Linked DNA regions of Homo sapiens: region 2 is linked to region 1. A link is an interaction called in ENCODE POLR2A ChIA-PET data of the cell type or tissue named here. Cell type or tissue: HepG2. All regions are shown on one strand. Each heading gives the region's core, and the rest is flanking DNA. Links, peaks and the distances in the headings are about the cores only. Region 1 overlaps TLX1 (T cell leukemia homeobox 1). Region 2 overlaps SFXN3 (sideroflexin 3).

The links. Peaks named below come from ENCODE experiments on the same cell type or tissue, not always from the same donor. Only the 100,000 strongest peaks of a DNase experiment are listed, where the experiment ranks them.
Region 2: POLR2A ChIA-PET joins it to region 1 with 15 read pairs; 16 of 35 experiments call an interaction of 5 or more read pairs at or near these places.

Annotation. Positions count from the first base shown.
Region 1 is chr10:101,136,289-101,148,252 of GRCh38, reverse strand. TLX1 (T cell leukemia homeobox 1) reads right to left here. Exons shown (of 3, transcript NM_005521.4): 3 at 10,464-11,562. The coding sequence ends at 11,340. It also overlaps a transcript of TLX1NB not described here. Among named protein-coding and RNA genes, the nearest start is that of TLX1, 11 kb to the right of the region's middle. RefSeq lists an enhancer at 4,967-5,771. In HepG2, for the core only: CTCF peaks have their summits at 5,838 (motif pointing right) and 8,453; a DNase peak (open chromatin) is centred at 5,842; H3K4me3 peaks cover 412 bases; H3K27me3 peaks cover 5,136 bases.
Region 2 is chr10:101,036,522-101,048,485 of GRCh38, reverse strand. SFXN3 (sideroflexin 3) reads right to left here. Exons shown (of 12, transcript NM_030971.6): 6 at 11,925-11,964; 7 at 11,678-11,763; 8 at 11,283-11,410; 9 at 11,055-11,104; 10 at 9,794-9,843; 11 at 9,264-9,311; 12 at 7,245-8,997. The coding sequence ends at 8,901. Among named protein-coding and RNA genes, the nearest start is that of SFXN3, 11 kb to the right of the region's middle. In HepG2, for the core only: a CTCF peak has its summit at 7,096 (motif pointing left); DNase peaks (open chromatin) are centred at 4,145, 5,455 and 7,105; H3K4me3 peaks cover 2,542 bases.

The DNA of each region.
Region 1 (11,964 bases), core at 2,612-10,611:
TATTATGTGTGATGATTATTAGCTTTACAATTTAGTCTAATCCACAAGTTGCACAATATTGAGACCAGATTCCAACAGAACTAGAGAAGGAAGAGAACAAAGGTATTGAACTTAGAGCTATGAGGCTTTGGATTGTCAGGAAAGTTGAATATATTTTCTGTCATGAGTGACAGTAACATGTTAGGTGGGAGCATTTTGTGGAGGAAAAGCCTGTAAATTTAGGAAGAAAGGCATATGTGAATATTGGGCAGCCAAAGGGGTGGGTCCCCTCGAGTGGGTCCCCCCACCCTTTTTTAACCTAGCATCTGAACACTTCCTGATAGGGAGACTGTCCTCAAACAGGGTAAATATTGGTGGAACAGTTTTAGCTTTTAATATGGAAGTCTAAGGGACTATGCTCTTCCCTCCCATCTCTGACAACTAGTGCCTGGACACATGTCCTACTCTTAGTGTCGTTAAATGATACTCCATGAGTTTTGAATCTTGAGGGAGTGAAGTGAAGATGGAGGAAAAGTTGGGAAATTACTCTCAGTGATGTTCATGCCGGAGTCTAGCAGCATGTGGTGCTAGCAGCAGTGCCTTAACGAAGCATTCCTGTGTTTCCTGAAACTGATGTTCCTTAATTCCTCAGCCTTCCTATTGATCCTGTAAACTACCGAATATCCCTGGAATCAGTGCATTTTTCTTCTCGGGTTAGCTGGACTCAGACTCCACACACTGAGGGACTGCAGAAAATCAAAGACTCAAGGGAGGAGAGTATTCCCTGCAGTCCAGGGTGGAGAAGCACTCTCTAAACCTTATACAGAGGAGAGGGCTTCTGGCTCCGTATTGGTTGGAGGGGACACTGTTTCCTACAGGCCCATTTTATGGACTCTGATCACAAAGCAGACCCGTTTGTCAGGACAACTGGGGTGGTTATTGACTTGCCAGACCAGTCGCCCAGAAATCCAAAGGAATCAGTCCCCTGAACCCCTACCCTGCCTCCAAGGACCATAAAGTCAGAGAAGTATAGAAGTTTCGGCTCCCTGGGGAGGAGGAGCCAGGGCTGGGTTAGCTCCTCGCCCCGCCCCATAACTCCTGGAGATTCCAAAGATGTGCAGAGGGAGTTGCAGGGCCGACTGTGATGAAGCTTACAGCACTGCCACAGGGAATTTCCAAGTGACAGGGACCCCAGGGTGCTTCTCCTCAACGGAAATTAACAGCACCTGAGCTCTCGTGGCCTTGCCCTTGCCCCGATCCTTCAGGGAGGCTGCGAGCTGGGCAAGAGAACTCCAGGGGGATGGCAGGGGGAGTGTGTGTTTCCCCTTCCAGGTTCTCGCCTTCGAAGTCCGCGCCTTGGAATCGTGCGCCCCATCCTCCGGTCGCAGGGCAAATCCTGACCCAAAGGACCCAGCCCTTTTCACGCTTTTCCTAGCGCCTGCCCTTCTGCTGCTGGCAGCTCCGGATCCGGGCGCCGCGCGGTGCCGGGTCGGCTTCAGCCCAGCGCTGCTCGCCAGCCTCTGCCGCGCAATCGTCAGGCGCCAATTCACTACCGCGACGGGCCCGGGTTGAGCTGGGAAGGGCCTGGTGCCCTGTGCGGTGCCCTCGGAGCCCTGGGGCGGCCTCCGCGTAGTCACGAGGTCTCCCACCTCATTCTAGAAATGAGACTCCGGGAGCCCGTCGGGAAAAGCAAGGGGTGCAAGACCCAGGCGTCCTGGAGGCCGTGGCCCGGGTCTGGGGTCCCAGGAAGGGATCGTCCACAAGCGAACCCCACGGCAGACATCATCGAGGCTCAACCCGCCTGAGACATGTGGCCCTGAAGCTCAGGAATCAAGAGACAGCCCCTCTCTGCCAGGGACGGGGACACCACCACTCAGGCCGCCTCCGCAGTCCAGGAAAGCGCGGCGGGGCCGGTTCCTTGTCCACGCGGTCTGGCGGAGCCCTCGCCCCTGGAGAAAGAGTCAGGTTTGGCCGAATTCTCCAGCTGCTGTGGCGACCGTGGGGTTAGAGTCGCACCACCCCTCGCGGAGCCCTGGTCTGGAGTCCGAGCTGACTGGAGGCTCGAGTCTGGGGACTCGTCAGAGCCAAACAGATGGCTACGGGCTGTGTGTTTTTCCCTGCACCCCTGCCGCGCCCTTCCACACCCTAGAGGGCCAGATTTGGAGGGCGACGGTGCAAGATGTCCCTGCCCTCCGGAAGAGGTTTATATTCGGCCTCCTGGATGCCGGCGGGGCTGCGCTTCAAAATGAGAGCAGATTTCTCGTCTTTTCACAAATCTGGTGAATTACATCTCGGCATCTAGCCCGGCCCGGCCCGGACAAGTCCTTGTGGTGGGGTGTGGGGTGGGGCGCTTCTGGGTCATTTACTAACAAGCCCTCCCCCCGCCCCCCACCAGCTTGCCGCAGGGCACAGAGCGGCCTGGGCACAGTGAGGCTGGAGGGAAGCGAGTTTTTCTCACTTACGGGCTGTCTCCAGCGCATGGCCTGGCACCTCCATGCAGGTGTCCCTTGGCAGCTCAGGAGCTCAGTGGATCTCTGTGAACGTTTGTGCTTGGCTTCTTCTGGAGGTGACACCCCAAGACAAGCCAGGACATCAGGCTGCTGTGTGGAGGGGACAGTACAACCCACCCCAGGGCGGAAGGCTCAGGGATGGCTAGGGGCACCTCCCTGGAACTGAAGGTTCTGCTCATTTAGTGCAAGCAAAGACTCCAGGCCTTCCAAAGATCTGTTTCTTCAGCCCATCTCCCACCCAGACAATCCCATCCCCCTGCTCGACTTTACATGGAGGGAGAGAAGCCAGTCTTGCAGAGTCCAGGCTGAATGGAGTCCCACAGGCACTGGAAACCTTGGGGCTTCTATGGGGTTAATAAATTGGTTCCTCCATATTCTTTTGCCCACTCCTCTGCAGAATTCGCCCCAGGGCAATAATCACAATAACCATACCACCGCTGCGCTGCACCCAATTTCTGGCCTGAGATGGGAAAGGGAGAGAAGTCAAAGCCTGCAGATGTGAAGCCTCTGATTCCCAAAATGGGTACAAGAATACAACTGTGTGTCTGTGAGCTTTCATGGCTGGGCTTGCGAACAGGTGTGCCAATGTGCGGGGGCCGATTTTCTCTGACAGCAAGTGAATGGTGAGGGACCATGAAACCCCTATGCATTTTCCTATGAACCTGTTGGACAGGCCTCCCCAGTCTGTGCAATCAGGTGTGGCCACCTGGGAACAAGGTGATTGCATGTGATCCTGAGATTCCCTAGGCCAAAGGTAAGGGAAAGCTGCCCCTCAACTTCCCTCCAGAAATTGAGGGTCTGGGAATGAGGTGTGGAGGGTAGAGCCCCTGAGATTTGTAGGACTCACCCTGAGGGCCCCAGGAAGTCCTGAGTGTGGAAAACCCAGGCCACAACACCTTGGGCTGCTCTATGCCATTCCTGGAGCATCTGTGAAGAGCCAAGTGCTTTTACCTGAGTTATCTCCTTAATCCCCTTAATCCAGGTTAATTACAGGTTGGTCCTGTAATATGGGCAAGGAAATTGCAAGATCCTAAAACTTAATGAACTTACTCAAGGCTGGACAGCAGAGAAGCCAGGCTTAACATTTAGGCTGATCTTCAAAGACACTTCAACAGCTGCTTGGGGCTGAAAGAGGGTTTTTGGAAGAGGGCAGGTGCAGAAGGAGAGGGGATCTGGCATCAGAGGAGCAGTGCCAGGAACACGGAAAATAGCAGGACATAAAACACTGGGATTGGTGAGGCCTGTGGCATGTGGACAGTGCATTCTAAAATGTCTTATCAATGCTCTGGGAAAAAGAAAAGCCAAAACAGCCTATCAGAAGGGGATATTATTTGTGTCCCTATTTTTCATTTCTTTAAATAAAATGGAAAAATGCTCTTAAGCAAATAAAACAAGATTACAAGTCATGTTTGGCAGGCAACTTTAAAACCCTAGGATTAGATCTTAGATGTGGGGAAGTAGTTTAAGACCTTGATGCCTGAAGCAGTGTCAACATTACCAAAAGATTATTCTAAATGTGCAATCTCATCAAGATTCATCTCATCAGGCCCCATCAAGATCTAATGAATGAGAATCCACATTTTAACAAGATCCTTGGATGATTTTTGCACACACAAAAGTTTAAGACACTGGCAGGGGCTATTTGTATATAAATGAATACACCTTATATAGTATACAAAAGAGCCTTCCAGGGATGTTCCCCTACCCCCACCTCCCGTATCGTGTAGAAGGTGAGGGAAGGAGGCAAGGCCAAGCTCACCCGCTCGGTTCTTTCTTTCTTTCTTTTTTCTTTCTTTCTTTCTTTCTTTCTTTCTTTCTTTCTTTCTTTCTTTCTTCTTTCTTTCTTTTCTTTCGTTCTTCTTTCTTTCTGACAAGGTCTCACTCTGTCACCCAGGCTGGAGTGTACTGTCATTATCACAGTTCATTGCAGCCTTGACCTCCCAGGCTCAGGCAATCCTCCCACCTCAGCCTTCGGAGTAGCTAGGACTACAGCCGTGTGCCACCATGCCCGGCCTAAATATATAGCTGGGGGGGTCTCATCATGTTGCCCAGGCTGTTCTCGAACTCCTGGGCTCAAGCGATCCTCCCACCTTGGCCTCCCAAAGTGCTGGGACTCTAAGTGTGAGCCACCACGCCTGGCCTGCCATACTCTTTCTTTTTATAGTTTGATTGAATCTTACTAAGAGGTCACCAAGAAAACCTCTGGTAACTCCCTGACCTTCAAGTCTCACCCTCCTACCCACCTCAGCTCACTCCCCGATCCTCCAATCCACAGAGCAGATGGACAAGGAGAGGAAGGATTTTCCTTTCTGGTTCTCTGTTCCTTTGACTAATAAAGTGTGATTCATTGGCTTCTATTTTTAACTTTCTGTCAGTTTGAGTCCTTCCATTTTCTTGACCCAGAGAAGGGAGGGGAAGAGGTGAAAGTGCACGGAACCCCCTTCCAATCCCACAAGGCTTCAAGCCCTGCTGGGAAGACGTAGAGTGTGCGCTTGCAGTCAGTGCGGGGGAAGAGGGGGCGGCCACAGAGGCCTGGCAGAGTGGGGCCTGGAAGCCAGGCGCCTCACGGGGAGGAAGGTTCCAGTAGACTGGATGGGACTGAAGGCGATTTTCCCAGAGCTCTAGAGGACAAACACCCAGCCCCCCTCTAGACTAAGAGCTCCCTCCATAAAGCCAAATCTGACAGGAGTCTGGTAGGGTCTCATCTCCAATTCTCACTAATTCCATGATACTCCAGGACTCGGCCATCCCTCTCAAAGACCGTGGCTCTAGAGTTAGACCTCATGGTTGGAATGCTGGCCTCACTGTTTACCAGCCGCGGGCTCTCAGGCAAGCTGCTCAACCTCCGCCTCCCTGGTTCAGGCGATTCTCCTGCCTCAGCCTCTGGAGTACCTGGGATTACAGGCGCCCGCCGCCACTTCCGGCTAATTTTTGTATTTTTAGTAGAAACGGGGTTTCACCATGTTGGCCAGGCTGATCACGAACTCCTGACCTCAAGTGATCCGCCCGCCTCTGCCTCCCAAACTGCTGAGATTACAGGCGTGAGCCACCGCGCCTGGCCCCTGCTTAGTCTCTTTAAACTTCAATTTTCGTTATGTATAAAGCAGGGATAAAAATACCACTACCTCATAAGGTAGTTGCTAGGCATGAATTAGTACTCTTAAAGCATAGTGCAGTGCCTGGCACCAGCATATGCTCCATAACATTGCTCGCTAGTGTGATTATCATTCGTATTTTCCAACCTAGTCAGTAACAGCCACCCCTGCATTTCCGAGGGTGCCACGGAGAATACAAGCTCCCAGAGCCTCGGCTCGAAGTGCCTTGCTACGCGCGGCCCCTAGAGGGCGCCCAGAACTCACTCGTTCTGGGTTTCTGTGACCAAGTCCCAGGTCCAGCTCCCACTTCTGGGTGGCTGCTGAATCACGGCCGCGGCCTCCAGCTTTTGGGTCTTTTGGCTCTTCTCGCAGCAACCAAAGAAATGTGGGTTCTGGGTCCGTAGGGCATAAAACAGGAGGGGCAGGAGCAGCTCCCACCAAAGCCTTTCCCCAAGGAGGCACACAGTGGCAGGGGGCCCCCCGCACCCCTCACAATCTTCTCGCACACAAGGAGGCCAGATTTCCCCAGGCTTTGGGCAGGCAGTGGCGGCCGCTGGACCTTCTGGGCCTTGCTAGGGTCCTCAGCCAGTATCTAAGGTGGCCGCTGCTATCCCCAAGCTCAGCCTTAGGCACATGGGGTTCCCTTACCACCCGAGCTGCAGGGCTGGAACCTGAAGCCAGCTCCTAAGACAACCCCCACCCCCAGGCCAGCTGGGAATGGAGTTAGATCCTCCTCTGTAGGGGCTGGGGGAGGAGGGAAGGAGAGGAGGGGTGTCCAGGGGTAACCACTTACAGGAGGTGGCCTGGTCAGGTGTGAGCTTGCACCAGCAGTGCAGGCTCTGTGTGTGCCTGGCACAGCACACCTGTAGCTCCCCTCGTGTAACACTGCACACCCTGATTGTTGCATAGTTGAAGGAGGTATGTGAGGTTGTACCCAGCAATGCAGGCTGTGAGTGGGGGCATGTGAATTGTACCCACCCCTCAACAAAATGTAGGTACCCCATCACTCCCTGGAACTCACCCAGCCCTTCCTCACACCCCAACCTGCCACCCCTCACCCCTATCATGCACAGTCTTTGGAGTCTGCTCTGAGCTCCTTGGAAAACCTGACCTGACTCCAGCCTCTGCTCAGCCTGTTCCTATCAGATTCTCCAGGATAAGACATCCAGGTGAGGGTTCCGGGGTGGGAGGGGCCTCCCTGGGCCAACCAGGCCAGAGCTGAATGGGGGCAGAAGGCATTGGATGGGCCCTTTTGAGCCACGCAGGGAACGTGGTGGCAGCTCCTGCCAGTTGCTTGGCAACAGCCTGGCTGTGGAACTTCAAACTCTGAGCTGATCTGGAGGGTCTGGGGGCCCTGGTAGGGAGCAGGACTGGGGGGCTGTGTGGGAGTGACACATAAGTGTGAAAGTGGGCATGAGGGCAGCAGAAGGAGTAAAGCATGAGGGAGGAGGTCTCCTCTGGCACCTGAGCTGAAGGGCCCTCAGGGCAGCCCCAAGGCCGCAGCCTCCCGGTTGCCCTGCAGCCTGGCTGCTGAGTCCCAGCTGCTTCAGCTGGCTAGAGGTCCTTACTTAGTTGTCTCAAGCACCTGAAGCCTACCTTGCCCACCTGCGAGTCACTCGCCCCACAAGCAGGGCACCCATCTGAGTCCTGTGCCCAGGGCAAACCCCACAACTGCCTGGTAGTGGAGCCACGACAGGGCAGTCAGTGCTCAGGAGGTGCCACACAGCCCCCAAGCACAGATGCGGCCACACAAAGCCGCTATTATAGTTAACAGGTTGAGCCAGATTCTCTGTGTGCCACCCACCGCACTGCACAGGGCCTCTAGGACCCCATCCCTGCCTGGGTTCCTGGGGCCCCTCAGGCCGCCACCCACTCAACCAGAGGGCCAGATCTGAGGGGCAGGGCTCGCTGGCCGCAGGAATTTGGTGATTGCCGTCGGTTCTGAAGCCAAAGAAGGAAGCAGACCTCTCCGCGCAGGCAGGTTTGTTAATTCCCCTTCTCTCCCGGCACCTCTGCGAACAATTATTCCGATCGTTCTTTTTCTATTTTTGAACAGAGACGGGTCATTTCCGGCAGGGGAGGTAGAGGGAGAGTTTCGAGCTTTCTGTTGTGAGTAGTTGGCCTTGACTGTGACCCTCGCAGCCCCCCTCCCCTCCAGCCTCCGCCCCACTTGGGACGGAGTTTGCGGGTCCAGCCGCCACACCGGCCTTTCTCCCTGGCCGCGGCGCTCGGCGGACGCGGGATCCGCTGAGATTCCGTCTCAACGAATTCCGGGCGGAGAGGCGGGAGTCCTGCGTGTCCCGCCGCGCCGCGGGTCCCAGCGTCCCCAGGAGTCTGGCATCCCCGGGAGGCCTAGCCCAAGGGCAGGAGAGTCAGCGGGGCCCTACTGAAAGTGCACGACCCGGGCAGCCGGCGGCCGAACAGCTCCGGGAGCAGGCGAGCGGTATCCGGGAAGCTCAAAGGCCGCCCCCCGGACGCCCCAGGCCCCAGCGCTGGGATTGTACCTACCTGCGGAATGTCCTCTTCTGCATGAGTCCGCGTCGAGCTGGGCAGGGTCCGAGAGCTGCCGGGCTGAGGGCTCCGGCCTGCATGTGCTCTCCGCGGTTAGTGAGTGTGAGCCCTGTGATGTTCCTGAAGATGGGGGCTGGGGGGGAGGGAGGGTAGGAGGTGTTTTGGGGGACAGGGGTGTTGGGCCTAACTGTGCTCAAGAGAGGATGGGAGCGGGGGTGGAGAGCCCAGGCTTGGGAGCCAGCTTGGGGCTGCTGTGTTTGGGCCGGCCAGCCGCTCCCCACCTAACCCCTGTTCCTCTGTTAGGCAATCTGTGTCCAGAAAATGCTCGGAGTTCTCCGGACACAGCAGCCTCTAGAGGCGGTCTTGGGGAATTGGGAGGCGGGAAGAAGGCCACAGTCTCCCCTGGGGTCCTGCTGTGTGATCTGCGCCGGCCGGGAAGCATTGATCTTGAGTCCAAAAGAGGAGAGAAATCGCACCCCGAGAAGAAGGCGCGAGCTCGGTGGCTCCAGTCCTGCGGGAGCAGAGGGGACAGCAGACCTGCCCAGGTAGAGGGAGACGACTTCTGAGGTGCTGGAGGCTATTTCTGGATTTTGCGCGGCCTGGCGCTGGGTGCCACAGCCGGTGAATGCGGGAGACCTGCAGCAGACCCGGCGCTGCCGCCAGAACCTGCTCACTACGCTCCACACAGCTCGTCAGGGCCCAACCTGAGCACTCCGCGGGCCTGCGGGGATGGGGCGGAAAGGCTGGCTGCTGTCTTCGGACCCTGAACCCTCCCCTCTTTTTCTCTTTTCTTCATGTCTACACAAAGTGAGTGACAGAAGCCCCCTCTTATGCGGATATCCCAGGGGACCCCAGATGAGGGGGTGGATGACCAAGCCCACCCTCCACTCAGCCGAACTTCCCCATGGGCTTGCTGGGGTGGGAAGTTGCTGTGCTCACGACCTGTGTCACAGCCCTCATGGCTGCCGGGCAGGGGCAGGGTTGGGGGACAGTGGTTCTGACAGTTAGGGTGGCTCCCCACCCTCAGTATCCCGCAAACACTTCTGCAGAGCTTCCAGTGACCCCCACACCACGAACTTCCACTTTCAGCTGAAAAGTTCTCTCACTCTCCCATCCCAGAGAAAAAGCCTCTTACCCCTCCATTTCAACTCACCCCTAGGGTGATGAGTTCTGTAGACCCTCCACCACACAGCTTCTTCCAGAAAAGCAGACCCAAGTCAGTCTTGTCTAGGATAATTCGAATAGGCTGGGGACTGGCTGTTATGCCTGTGTGCATGTGTACTGTGGCTGCAGGTCTGGCAAGGGTGGTCTGGAGGGCTCCTGGAGGTTCCCAGAAAGTCAATTCTTTAGATCTCTCCTAGGCCAGGCTAGTGCTGGGAACTGGTAGGTCCCACTTACAGCACCAGAGAGGATTCTGGCCTTAATTTCTGATTCAATGTGCCCCAGTCTCTGCAGCTTGCTGGGTAAGCGTCTAGAGCCCCAGAACTTCAGCAGATGTTGGTCCCGCCACAATGTATCTGCGTATCGCACAACAGACTCCCACCAACACATACACCATCAGCACACAATTACACACACTCATACAGAACCATACCCACCCACTTGCAGTGATGGTCTCCCACAGTGATCCACACTCCCCACTACCTTTACTCCCCCAATTACATTCTGTCACACACAAGTAAATACAGGGAAAATGCACAGCTCACACATAATTACATCTCACACACAATTACACCCATAAAATTCAAGATGATCCACTTCAGAAGCAGTCACACATTTCACAGAAAAATAGATTTACAAAGAGAAACTAATACATATTCTCCCAAACATCAACACGATTCATACATAATCACAAACAATGGTTGATTACACAATTACCCAAAAAGAAACAGTCACATTCACATACGGTTACACACACACCACTACAAGCCCGTGCATACAATGATAGTTTCGATTTGCAACTTAAGCAGAAACAAGCATTTACACGCAAGAATTGCAAACACAATTATACACTTAAATACCATTATAAATATTCACTATTTGCTCGCATTGCTGATTGCTCACATTATCACAAACACACCACACACACACACACACACACACACACACACACGACTCTCACATCCAAAGAAATCCACATCCTCTCAGGCACTGGTAATCCCAGGAGAGCCTGGCTCTCCCTGCTCTCCTCAACTCTGCCTTCTCTCCATCTGTCCTCTTCCTTTCCTCTCTCCAGAGCCTTAGGGTCCTGCCCCGCAACATGTCTCTCAAGTTCAGGTACCAAGGGCTGCCCCTGAAGCATCAGCTCACACACCAAACCCAAGTAGCTGAAGGACGCTAGGGTCCGCAAGGAGCAGGCAGCCCTGACTCCGGATCCGGAGGCTTTTATTTATTTTTTTCACATAAATTACACAAGCACTTTATAAAATGGTTACACAGAAAACACCTTATAAGTGCATAAATTAACACCCCCCCACCCCTCAAATGGGTTCTGGAGAAATGGGCTGCATTTATGTGAAAACCTGTCTGTGCGTACCTGGATTGGGCTGGGATGTGTGGTGGGGGCCTGGCAGACCAAGTGAGGCTGTTGTAGCTGTTGGCTGTTGTGTGTGGTGTAGTGTGTCACAGTGTGGCCATGACCTTGTGTTTGTGCTGGAGGGAGTGCCATGCTGTTCAGGATGAGTCTGTGTCACCCCTGACCTGTGCCTGATCGTAAGGTCCAAAGTGTAAACACTGTGACCCTCTGTCTGGTTGACACTCTCCCATAGATGCCCATGTGTGGCTCTGGGGTGACACCAGGAGGGACAGTGACACCACCTGTGTGTGGGCCTATGGGTTTCCATGTGTGTGATGAGAAGTGGGTCACAGAGAAGGGGTTTCCCAGGGCAAATTCAGATGACAGCCCTGGGGACCCCAGAAGCTCCTCCTCCCTTACCTCCCTTGCCTTTCTCTGAATCCCACGTTAAAAATTAAAATAAAATGAAATAAACAAAAACAGATTTCTTAACAGTTCAGACAGGTGCGGGACGCCTCTGGGAGGGGGGCGCGTGTCCTTGTCCCTTGAGCTCTTCCACCGAAGGGAGAACAGTGTCGGCACAAATGTGGGGGCCCTTCGGGGCCGTGCGAGGGCAGTGTTCCCCTCCTGGGTGCAGTCTGAGGCCAGGAGGGTGGGGAGGAGTCCTGGGTCTCAGGCCTCAGTGACCCCTGAGTGGGCCTGGGGTCCCACAGGGCAGAATGGGCAGGCTCACTCGCAGGCCGACGCCACCGACGTGACGCTAGTGATTTTGGTCGAGTCGTCAGACCACGGCTGCAGATTCTGCAGGGCGAAGAGCGACGAGTTGTGCACGCACAGAGGGTCAGCGGGCAGCGGCTGTGCCAGGCTCTTCTGGAAGGCCTCCTGCTGCAACTGCAGGAGGATGCGGTTCGCTTGCTGCCTCTCGGCCTCCCGTTCCTCCGCAGTCTGCCGTCTGCACCGGGAACAAGCCGTTACCTGCCAGGAGCACCGACCCAGCTCCCGCGTGTGCCCAACTCCTGGTGCGTTCCCAGGAGATAAACTGAACGAGCGCTGCTCGCCTTTGCAGTCCCCAAATCCAGTTTGGGCCCCTATAACGCGTTCCCTTCTTTTGAGAGTCCTGACTCCAACAAAGACTGGAAACCCCAAAGCGGATGGAGCCAAGGTATCCCAGAGGAGGAGCGATGGGAAAGTCTGCGAGGCCCAAACAGCTGGGACTCGCATCCACGCGCAGCGCCCACACCCCGGAGGCCTCACAAGGGGCAGCCGGGGTAGGATGGCATCTCGCCTCCCCCTCCCCGGCCCTGAGGGAGACCAGGTGCCATTCCAAGCCAGAGGGCCCTCACCCTACCCACAA
Region 2 (11,964 bases), core at 1,267-9,266, 98 kb after region 1:
AGAACACTGACGCTCGCAATCCCATTGCTGGACTCACCTGAGAGCCTCAGGTGCGCGGGCGAGTGGTAGGAGGAGAAGAAAGGAAGGCGGAGTGGAGCGACAGCAGCGGCAGGTGGTGCGCCCAGCCCGTGCCGGGTTGGCTCGCGCGAAGCGAGCGCCGCCGCCGCAGTATCTGGGCTCATCTCCCTGCCCCGGAGCCGGGCAACTATTAATCTTGGTTGACGGTTTCTAATGTCCTGGTTGGGAGGCGGGGAGTGCGGCCCAGTCCGCCCTAAAGGTAGAAGTGGTTAATGGGCCTCTTCATCACCGCCAGGAGCCGGTACCTTGCGGAGCGCGAGGGGCGCTGCAGCAGGTGAGCTGCAGAGCTGGCGGAGGCCCTTAATGAAGCTGCCCGGGCTGGGGCGGACGGAGAGGGAAGCCGGGGGAGGGAGGCGGTTCCAGGGGTGAGAGGTAGGTTCGTCCGCCCCGACAGTCCAGCTTTGGGTGTGTGGAGTGGGGGAGCTCACCTGGGCGCCCTTTACCTGAGGGGGCCTTCTGAAGGCGCAGTGCTGGGGTAGGATGCTGAGTTAGGCCTGCCTAGATATGGATCTTTTCTAAGGTGACAGGAGTTGGGTGGGATTGGGGTGGGAAGGGGGGGTGTCCGATAACCCGGGTCGTCCTGCAATAAGCGAGGACCAGACACAAATTGGGTGCTCCGAAATGTTTGCTGACCTGCAAGGCCTGTGCCTCACGTGTGCAGGGGAGAGATGTTAGGGTCAAGTGAGAATTTCGGGACCTCCGGACCCCAGTGATCAAGAGCGTCCTGTCTTTTTACTGCCGCTCCCGTTCCTTCTCTGTGACTCAGTTTCCCCTCTGAGGCGGGTTTTCAAGCTCCCCAGCCCTCCAACTCCCAAGCCCGTCCCCTCCTCCAGCATAAGCTAGTGGGACCTGTCCCTAACCCCGTCCTTTCAATGCAGTCACCACCACCCTCGCCCCCATCCTGGCCCAGACTGCTGGGAAAGAAGAGGTGGTCCCACCCAGCCGCGCTGGCGCCACTCCATGGCCCTCCGCTGGGACCCGCTGCCTCCCGGAGACCGGGCTTCTCTGCGGGTTTGGCTGTCTCCCGTTTGCTGTCAGCTTCTCTCCCGCCCTCTCCCGCCTCCAGCTGCATCAGAAATATATTGTATTCTCACCTAATCCTGTTCAATTACAGCATAATAAAACACATAATAAAAACCTAATTCATTTTTCTCCTGCGCCCCCCATCTCCCAGCATGTTCTTGCTCGGGATTAAAAATTTGTCTTCATGTTTGTGGCACGCAGTCCCAACGCCTCCACATATTTAATGTATGAGCTGGGGACCCGCGGGCTCTGCGGTCTTTGAGCCGGGACGGCGCCTGCCAGTCACCTGAGGATGCCGGCAGGAAAGAGGGAGGGGTGTGGACCTGCGTGGAGCCCCAGCGGTGCCCACTCCCCTCCTTCTCCTGGATGAGGCGCTTGAAGGCCCCGAGGTCTCCAGTGGCGGAGAGAGATAGCACATCCTTCCCTTCCAGCAGACCCACAGTAGCTTCCAGTAGTCACAGCTTGGAGCAGGTCCTCGGGGATCGAGTTGGGGAAAGAGACTCCGCCTACCTGGTGCCGCTCGGCGGGAGATACAGAGCATAGACACAAAGAGGGGCCCCTCGGTCCTCAGCCTCCATTCCCTCCTCTGTCTCTGACCTTCTGAGATGGCTTGGCCTGGCCTGGCCAGTGAAGCTCTGCCTTCCCTGCCTGGACCACCATGCCCAGTCCCGATGGGTTCCCTAACACCCTCTGATCACATTGTAAACAACCTTGAACTGCTGAAATAAGGTTAGAACTTCCCACCAACAAGGGAAAATTTCCTGCAAAGGCACAGTACCTGGTGGGTTTACAGAGGGCAGGTCTGACACCCAAATGCAGCCCAGTGATATTCCTTTGTTTTCTTTTCTTTCTCTTTCTCTCCCTTTCTCTCCTTTCTTTCTCTTTCTTTTTCTTTCTCTATTTCTTTCCTTTTTCTTTCTTTTGACAGGCTCCACTCTCTTGTCCAGGCTGGAGTGCAATGACATAATCATAGCTCACTGTAACCTCGAACTCCTGGGTTCAAGTGATTCTCCTGCCTTGGCCTCCTGAGTAACTACGATTACAGGCACATGCCAGCACACCCAGCTAGTTAAAAAAAATTTTTTTTTTTTTAGAGATGGGGTCTTGATATGTCCCCCAGGCTGGTCTTGAACTCCTGGGTTCAAACCATCCTCCCACCTTGGCCTCTGAAAGTGTTGGGATTACAAGTGTGAGCCACAATGCTTGGCCTGTATTCCTTCATTTCTTCCTTCATTTATTTAGGACAGAAGTTCTCAAACTTTCTACATCCATAGAACCCTTAGTTTTTCAGTAATTTTTTTCACAGCACCTTAAGTCAAAAGAAATAGCTAACAGCCGGGCATGGTGGCTCACGCCTGTAATCCCAGCACTTTGGGAGGCCAAGGCAGGCGGATCACCTGAGGTTGGGAGTTTGAGACCAGCCTGACCAACACAGAGAAACCCCTTCTCTACTAAAAATAAAAATTAGCCGGACGTGGTGGCATGTGCCTGTAATCCCAGCTACTCGGGAAGCGGAGGCAGGAGAATCGCTTGAACCTGGGAGGCAGAGGTTGTGGTGAGCCAAGATCGCGCCATTGCACTCCAGCCTGGGCAACAAGAGTGAGACTCCATCTCAAAAAAAAAAAAAAAAAAAAGAGAGAGAGAGAAAGAAAAGATCATTAGCAGTGATGAACAAATCCAGCAGGATGAACCAGACTCAGAAGACTTGAGAATTTAGAAAGTAATGCTGCCAGGTAGAGTGCAGGGTGATGTTTTACCTGATACCGTCACTGACCAGCATCACCATCCCACCCCACTGTGCCTTGGTGCCTTGGAAAGAAGGTCATGAAAATGAAATCCTATATCACTAAGGCCAAGCAACACAGCTGTGGGACCACTCTCTAGGAACTGGACAACAGTACGGTGAAGTTGTCTCCCTTCCAGCCTGCCTTAAGCGATAGCAGCTTGGTGCCAGCCCCAAGAAGCTGCAGATGTGAAGGGTAGGTCAGCCCCACAGGGAACTGCCAAAGGAACTAGGCATTGGCTTGTGCAGGGAAACAGATAAACAACAGACTTGGAGAGAGTGGCTCTGATTACACATGAGACACTCTCTCCAACACCCCATTCTCTGCATTGGAAACTCCTGAAGAGACAAGAGAAGAGGGAGGGAGGAGCTGAGTTCTTCCTTCATCTTGCTGACTATAATAACTAGGGGGCAAGCGTCACTTCCTCAGGGGATTTTTCAAGGCATGCTACCCCCAAGATTCTGATATGACTCCCTGGGAGGACATCCTTCCCCATCCTCCAGGCTGAAAATCACTAAAGCTGTGAGCCATCATTTGTTTTGAAGGTGTCACATTTTTACGTTTGTTGAGGTATAAAACAGATTGAGAACCACTGTGTTTGTGACCTTACCTGAGATCAATATATGGGTGGGAATTAGGGCACATTTGGATTCCTCATTTATTTATTGAGCAAATAAGTATTGAGTACCTACTGTGGATCAGGCACTATTGTAGATGCTGTGGGCATTTAAAAGTAAATATATGAATTGGTGTTTAATGGGTATATAGTTTCAGAATTGCAAGAGAAAGTTCTGGAGCCTGTTTCACAACAATGTGAAAATATATATATGTGTGTGTGTATATATATATATATATATATATATATATATATATATATATATATGTAAATTTTTTTTTGAGACAGTGTCTCCCTATATTGCCCAGGCTGGTCTCAAACTCCTGGGCTTAAGGGCTCCTCCTGCCTTGGCCTCCCAAAATGCTAGGATGACAGGTGTGAGCCACCATGCCCAGCCAACAATGTGAATATAGTTAACATTATTGTACACTTAAAAATGGCTAAGATGGTACATTTCATGTTATGTGTTTTTTACTACAATTTTAAAGTGAAGATATGGTGCCTGCCCTCAGTGGGGCTTTCATTTAAACTGGAAAGAAACATCTGTATAGGGCCAGTAGTACATGTTGTAGTAAATACCAATCAGGGTGATTCCCAGTTCACAGCAATTGCCCTTCTTTGGTTACAGCCTCAACGTCAGAGGTAAACCTGAATGTCCAATGTCCTTGCCTGTTGACCCTGACCCCTGGCCACCTCCTAGGGGTACACAACTGATCTAAGCTGCTCCAGTTTTTGAAACTTGGAGTAAGCAGGGATAATTCTGTTATACAATGTTCTTAAGGGTTTTGTTTCGCAGAGATTTCTGTACCTCACTTCCCAGATGGGGTTATGTTACATAGATTTTCCAGTAAAAGTGTTAGGTTGGTGCAAAAGTGATTGCAGTTTTTGGCAATACAAGGCCTCTTTTCAAGGGGATTGCCATGCCCATAAACTCCAGCTGCTGACACCCCCAAAGTTGGCTTTGTCCTTTCCAGTCCTATTGTTCACCTCCATCTCTGGGTATGAAAACTATAGCAGAATCCTTCCAATATCTCCCCCTATTTACTGAAGCTAGCCACAATTATTTTCTGTTGGTTTCAACAAAATAATCTCAAAACCCAAACCAAAGTGTTCCTTTTGGGAAATAAAAATTGTCAATTGATGAGGACTTGCTGGTGATAGAGGAGGAGAGGTCGGAAGGAAAATAACATAGCTGGTTAATTTATAGGTTAACATAGCAAACTCTTGCCCCATAAGCAAGCACTTCAGCCTGAAGGAGCTTCTCGTTTCTTTATTAAAGGCATGGGGTTATTTTCCTACTGGATGTGTTGGATGTGGGATTGTGTGTGTAGTCCAAGCTATGCAAGGTTCCTCCTGCCTTCTCCAGGTCGTTATTTAGTTGCAAACATTGCTGGTCTGAGAAGACAGGAAGGAGGAAGCTATGGGAGGCTGTGGCCTGGAGCGGAGGCTGCCTTTGTCTGGCAGCCTGAGCTGACACTGGAGCCTAGGAGAGACCCAATGAGGGAAAAGATGTGTATAATAAAAGAAGAGAGAAGGGAGCATCTTAGGAAACTCCCCTTTTGGGGATAATACAGCTGAATCAAGATTCCTCCACAATTCCTAGCAAAAGGTTGTCCTTCATGCCTTTCGGGCACGCGCGGTGTCCCTGCAGGTGAGAGGGTAGCTTCTCTGTTCACCCAACCGCCCATTTCTACCCAGCGCCGGCCACAGAGCCACAATTAAGAGTTCAGCAAACGTTTCCTGGACTGTTAGGCGCAAGGGTGGAGAGAGGGAAAGGAGGAGGACGGCGCCGAAGAAAGAGCCAACAGCCTCAGAGGCAGCTGAAAAAAAAACCTGGGCTTGGGATCCAGGAGGAGAGTCCTCGCGTGATTCCTCGAAAACCTCGCGGATTTTTGGGCAGGAAGTCAAAGGGCTGGCGCTAGGGAATTCGTGGGTTTCGATATTGGAAAGGAGGGAGGGGGACTTGGTGGATTTAACGGCGCAGGATCGAGGTCAGCGGGAAGGCGGATCTGAGACGTAGCTTCCAGGCTCCGACCCGGAAGGTGAGCGAGAATCGGGGCCTGAGGTACTAAAGCCGTTGCTCGGGAAACGGGAAGGAGGCGGAGCCGAGCCTAGCTTTGACTGACAGGGACCACAGCAGGGGCGGGACTCTGCTTCTGACTGTTCCCAGAAGGTGGTGGCTTACTTTTGACCGCGAGGGCCCGGGGGCGGGGCTTGAAATGGACAGGCTTCACTGGGAGGAAATGGGGCTTGGCTCTGACCTGTAGGGCATCAGACCCAGCAGGACTAGGCCAGAGTCTGGCATAGCCCCACAGTGCCAGAGTTGAAGCTGGTCCTGATTACCTGTCCTTAGGAAGCAGGTGTCATTGGTTCCGGTGATCCTGGAAAGGAGCAGAATATCCCTACTTGACCACCTCCCTATGGCCAGGCTAAACTTAAAACATGGGCAGGGAGAGAGGGAAGGTTGTGGTCTTTCGGGTCTTCATAATAGGCAGGATGGGGGCTCTGGAGCAAATGAGGCCAGGCAAGGGGAAGAAGATGGGAGGGAAGGTCAAAGACACCAATTCAGGCTTCCAGAGAAAGTTCCTAAAGTCTGAGGTCTGGGAGGAAGACAGGAGGCCCACCCAAGAATGGGGCAGAGCACTTTCTAGTGAAAAACGTGCTGCGTCAGCCCAAATGCTGACTTCTGAGGAAATTTCCAAGTATAAGGAGGCAGTTTGGAAGGTATGATTGGCTAAGGTTTGTCCCTAGAGAGCCTGTGATGTGCCCTATAGCTAACTCTTTTGACGTGTTTGAGAAACTGGTGTGGAATTAGGAAGGAAAGATGACAGAGAAGCCCACTAGTGCCCTGGCCAATCTTTTCTCTGACATGGTTTAGTGATACCTGTGGAGCACAGATAATTCTGTTATAAAATGTTCTTAAGGGTTTTGTTTTGCAGAGATTTCTGTACCTCACTCCCCACATGGGGTTATGTTACATAGATTTTCCAGTAAAAGTATTAGGTTGGTGCAAAAGTGATTGCAGTTTTTGGCAATACAAGGCCTCTTTTCAAGGGGATTGCCAAAGGCCAAAAGTGTAACTGCAGAAAGAGCTTTAAGAGTTGACTAAGGATTCCAGTGGGCTTGGTGATTGACAGGACAGGATGAAATTAAAACTGGTTATCTAGGCCGGGCACGGTGGCTCACGCCTGTAATCCCAGCACTTTGGGAGGCCAAGGCAGGTGGATGGCTTGAGCCCAGGAATTGGAGACCAGCCTGGGCAACTTGGCAAAAACCATCTCTATAAAAAAATACAGAAGATTAGCTGGGTGTGGTGGCACGTGCCTGTAGTCTCAGCTACTTGGTAGGCTGAGGCAGGCGGATCAATTGAACTGGTGAGGTTGAGGCTGCAGTGAGCTGTGATCCATGATGGTGCCACTGCACTCCAGCCTGGGTGATAGAGTGAAACCCTGTCGCAAAAAAAAAAAAAAAAAAAAAAAACAGAAAGAAAGAAAAGAAAAGGAAAAAAAAAAAGGTGAAAGCATCTACATTCGCCCTCTGTCTTAGTACATACTTGGGGGTGCCAGAGGGAGGACTGATTTTCTAATCTCAGAGCTCCCTCTGCTGGGGCATGAGGCTCCCTACACAGGGGGAGGAATGAGACAAGACCTGGACTTGGGGAGAGTCCAGGGAGAGACGGAAGGCTGCAAGCAGGGGACTCTTTCTGGGCCCTCAGGACGTGGAATCAAGTGAAGACCAAGAAGTAGACAAGTTTGCAGTTTATTGAGTAATGGCTGGCTTCACAGATGTTATCACTGGGGGCGGTTGATAGGGGGAACAGGAAAATGCTCTCAGAGGTTCCCACTGAAGCCCTTTCATCTGCCCTGCCCCACCCACCACTGAAGCCAGAGGTCATGGGAGTTGGGATCTAACTACACTCTGTGAACTTACCACCACCCATTCCATCCCCAAGCCCATATTTTATTTGGACTAGCCACTGATGCCCGGGCCCTTCCTCTTCCAGGGGGTGGGAGGGTGGAGGTGGGGACAGGACCAACCCTCAAGAAAGAAAAGAGGTTAAGGTGGGGGTTTTGCTGAATGTCTAAGAAATGTCAGTGGAACAGGCTGGGCACAGTGGCTCATGCTTGTAATCCCAGTGCTTTGGGAGGCCAAGGCAGGTGGATCACCTGAGGTCAGGAGTTCGAGACTAGCCTGGCCAACATGGTGAAACCCCCATCTCTGCTAAAAATACAAAACTAGCAAGATGTGGTAGCACACACCTGTAATTTCCACTACTCGGGAGACTGAGGCAAGAGAATCACTTGAACCCAGGAGGCAGAGGTTGCAGTGAGCCAAGATCGCACCATCGCACTCCAGCCTGGGCAAAATAGTGAAACTCCATTAAAAAAAAAAAAAAAAGTCAATGGAACACAAAATTCCCTGTCTTAACATTGTACATTCGGGGCCTAGCTGCCCTTGAGGATGTCCTAGTTACACCCTCTCTGATACCTGTGGAGTTTAAGCACCATTCCTACCGCTGTGTCCCTTGGGAGGGGGTGCAGTGGAAGCTCTTAAAGGGGAATGCTTGCTCTGCCTCTGTGGCTTTTTGTTTGGGAAAGGGAGTTGGGATTGGAGGATTTAGATTTGAGGTCATGATGTCAGAGCACACCAGGAACTCCCAAGGCTGTGCCTGAAGATGCCCACGCTGTCAAGTAGGGTGGTGGGGGAGACAGCGAGGGCAGTACAGGACACAGGCACTCCTTTGTCTGGTAGAGAGGAGGAGGGGAAATGGAGCTATTCCAGGATACAAGGGATGGCACTGAGGGATGCATAAGTCCCCTGCCTCCCTTGTCTCAACATGTTCTCCTCTGCCAGCCCAGTCAGCTTGGGGAGCTAGGTATCAGAAACCTGAAGGATTCAGCCCGCTTTGTCCTACTAGTGTCTATAAGTCTCTGTCCTGAGATCCTGGGGCTCCTCCTATTTCTAGAAGGGATGAGGTGCCATCAAAAATAACTTGGCTGGTGTAACAGTTTAGAGAAGGAAGTCACACCTGTAGCCTGGCTGGCAGGCAGGTGGACATGAGGCTGAGAAGGGAAGCCAGATGTCAGAACATACTAGGCTAGCATGCCTGCTTCTAGCTTTCAGGACCCAATGTACACATACACATGTGTATCATGTATGTATATGCATGGACACTCAAGCACAGGAGGGGTTATGTGCTCTGATCTTTGAAACCAGAGAAGGGAGGAAAAGCCTTATGGAGGTCCCTCCCCCACCCTAATAGGTTGCTACCCTCAATTGCCATCTGCCCACCAAGGCCCCTGCCCAGTGCTAGGCAGATAGCCAAGTGGTAGGGGTGACATGACTCCACTAAAGCAGCAGCCCAAGGAAGTGAGGGAGGGGACAGAGGCTGACCCTCCTCAAAGCCCCTTGTTGTAGTAGACCACTTCAACGCTGGGGTTTTGCTCATGGATCTGAGCTCTCAGCTCTGGTTCCAGGTTGCTTATGTGTATGGAGCTGCAATAGAACAGCACAGGCCAGTTAACGTCCCCTGAATCCAACCCCACTCAGGCCCAGGGATTGCCATCCCACCTCCTCCCAGGCTGAAAAATCCTCTCCTTCTACTGCCAGAAGGACTGGCTCACTGTCATTCCCCCACTCCCAGAATCAGTGGAGTGCCTGCCAGGCCTCCTCCTGAACACCCTGGAAGACCCTAGGTCAGCTGGTCCAGAGATGCAGAGTCCAATCCAGAGTCCCCCACCCAGCCCAGGGACAGCACTTACCTCTTCTGGGGGAATAGGGCACAGCACAGGGGGGTTGCAAATACCAGGCTGGGGGAGACAAGTGTTGGAAAGGTTTGTAAAGCTTTGGCCTTAGGGTGTTCCCTCCCTGCACCCCACCCCATCCTTGGAGATAGGCCCTAGGGGTGGAGATTGATAAAAGCTGAAAGGACCTTTTAGGAATAGTAAACCCAACCTGGACATCAGGTTCTGAGGAAAGAGAGCCCCACAACCAGTAAGTGGCAGAATCAGGAATTAAATGGGCATGAATCTCCTGGATGGCACCAAAAGGTACATTTCCATGGTTTCCTCTTATAGATGAAGACTGGAACCCCCTCACTAGGATCTTGACCTTCAAGGACAGGGACCACCCCGTAACACACAAAGTAGACCCTATAGTTGTTCCAAACACACACCCACTGAATGTATGAATGGATGATGTCTATAAACATCTTAAAGACAATCCATACCCACCCACATCCACCATGGACAAGGCACTCCCACACACCCCAGCTAACTCCTTGCACACTTACCAGAAGCCCACCAGTCCCACCTGCAGGGGTGCCCCCAGCCAGGGGCGGCGCTGTGGAGAGACAGAAAGACAATGGAACGGCTTGTGTCCCCTGCCTCACTGTCACCCCATTTCACCCACCATAGCTCTATCCCATCAGCCTTGCCTTGGAGCCCTTAGACCTGTGGCCGTTTTCTTTCTCCCAAGGCAATGACAGGGCTGGGACCTCCAGATCACGCCCTTCCACTCCAGCCAGGCCTGTCTGCTGATCACCCTCCCCGGCATCCCATGACCTCTCACCTCTCAGAATTGGTTGCCATGGCACTCCCTGGCCCTTTTTTTTCTTCCCTCACTTCCTCCAGGAGCTGATTTCTTCAGGAAACCTCCTGTGAACCTCCACTTACCTCTTCCCATCCCAGTGGCATGAATCTGACCCTTTCCAAGCACATCTCTTCCTCGGCACTCTTCTCAATTTGCTCTGGCCACAGGGACCACCAACCTGTTCCTCAAATGTGCAAGCCCCTCCTACTGCAGTGCCCTTGCACTGACTGTTTTCTGTACCCCAAACACTCTTCTCTGCGTTATTTGGCTCTCTCCTCATCCTTTGCGGCATTAAAGACCCCTTCTCTGATCATCCTATCTAAACAGCTCTCCCCCATGAATCTCAATTACACTACCCCCATTGCTTTCCTACAAAGCACATATTACACTTTCTAAGAATGTATTTATTGGGTGCCTCCTTGTTTATTGGTTTCTGCATCAGACTATAAACTTCATGAGGACAGGGGCCATAACCATTGTGTTCAGTGCCATCTCCTCAGCCCTAAAACATGCCTGGTGCATGGCACTCAATACATTTGTGAATAAATGATTCTGTGAATGAGCCAGAGCTTGTTCCTGTGCTTTGCTTTCGTGTCCTGTTCATGTCTGTGTGTGCGTGTTCACCCGTGTGTACCTCTCAGTATGGAGGCACTAGGGGGTAAAAGAATGAGCATGAGATCAAGCATGACTATGACAGTCCCCTTCTGTGTGTCAGAAGCCACTGGAGTAACACTGATGAAGTTGGTTTCCTTCCTTTGTCCTCTCCTCCTGCCCCTGCAGAGTTCCTTCACCCCAGCCCAGTTCATTCTTGCTGAATGAACGAAGGTGGAGGAGGCGGTGCAGGGGTCAGGAGAAGGGCTGGCAAGTCTTAGAGAATCAGGCGAGGCTGGAGAGAGAGTTGGGGCCTGGTCACTTCTCCCAGCCATCGCCCATTCCAGGACAAGAGAGGTACAGTCGCCTACCTTCAGGAAGTCTTTCTTCTCCAGAGTGTCCATGATCAGTGGTGGGATGGCTGTGGGGAGAGCAGGGCCAAGAAGGAGAACATTAGTAGTGGAGTTAAAGTCAGGAACTGTGAAGGGTGACCCCCCTCAAAGCTCCTCCCTCTCTCCCCAGAGTCCTCCAAAGTCCCTGAGAACTGCACCTGCTTCTCTCAGAGTCTCCTATGCCCCACCCAGCCACTCCCGCCTTACCCATGGCAGGAATCGCCATGCAGATTCTTGAAATCACCACCTGGAAGATTCCCTGCTTGGCTGCAGTCACCGAGTAGCCAAGCCTCTGACCTGCCTCATCAGCCACCGGGATGCCCACCTGCAGCTCTCTGCAAGGGAGGGGGGTTGGGGTCAGATCACAGGCCCCGGATCCCACCTGCAATGCCCGAATGAGCAGCGGCTCCTCAGGGTCCCCTCACACACCCCAGGCTCAAAGGCTGGTTCTCCCACCTGAGGATCCCAGGGTCAGACTGAGCCAGGGCCCAGCAGCTCATGTCTGGGGAGGGAGAGGGATGTCCCCATTCTGAGGTGGTCTGCGTGGATGGACAGTGTGCTACATTCTGGGCATGCACATGCCAGGAGCCGGGGTCACTCACCTCTGCCTCATCAGGGGGATGTTGATGCAGTTGGCAGCTGCCACTGCTGCAAAGGGCACAAATCTGCCGACCAAGGGGGGCAGGTGCTGGGGAGGAAGGGTGTTGTTCAGTGGCCCTAAGGGCCATGGGGTGGTGAGGGACTCTGGGGAGATATAGGGGGCATATAGGTCAGAACTGGAGGTGTGATGAGGAAGAAGGAGGCAGATAGAGGATGAATGGGGTGGTCAGGGGAGTGAGGGGCCTTTACCTTGGTGAGGGATTTGAGTCCCAGGGCCGTGGCCACAGCT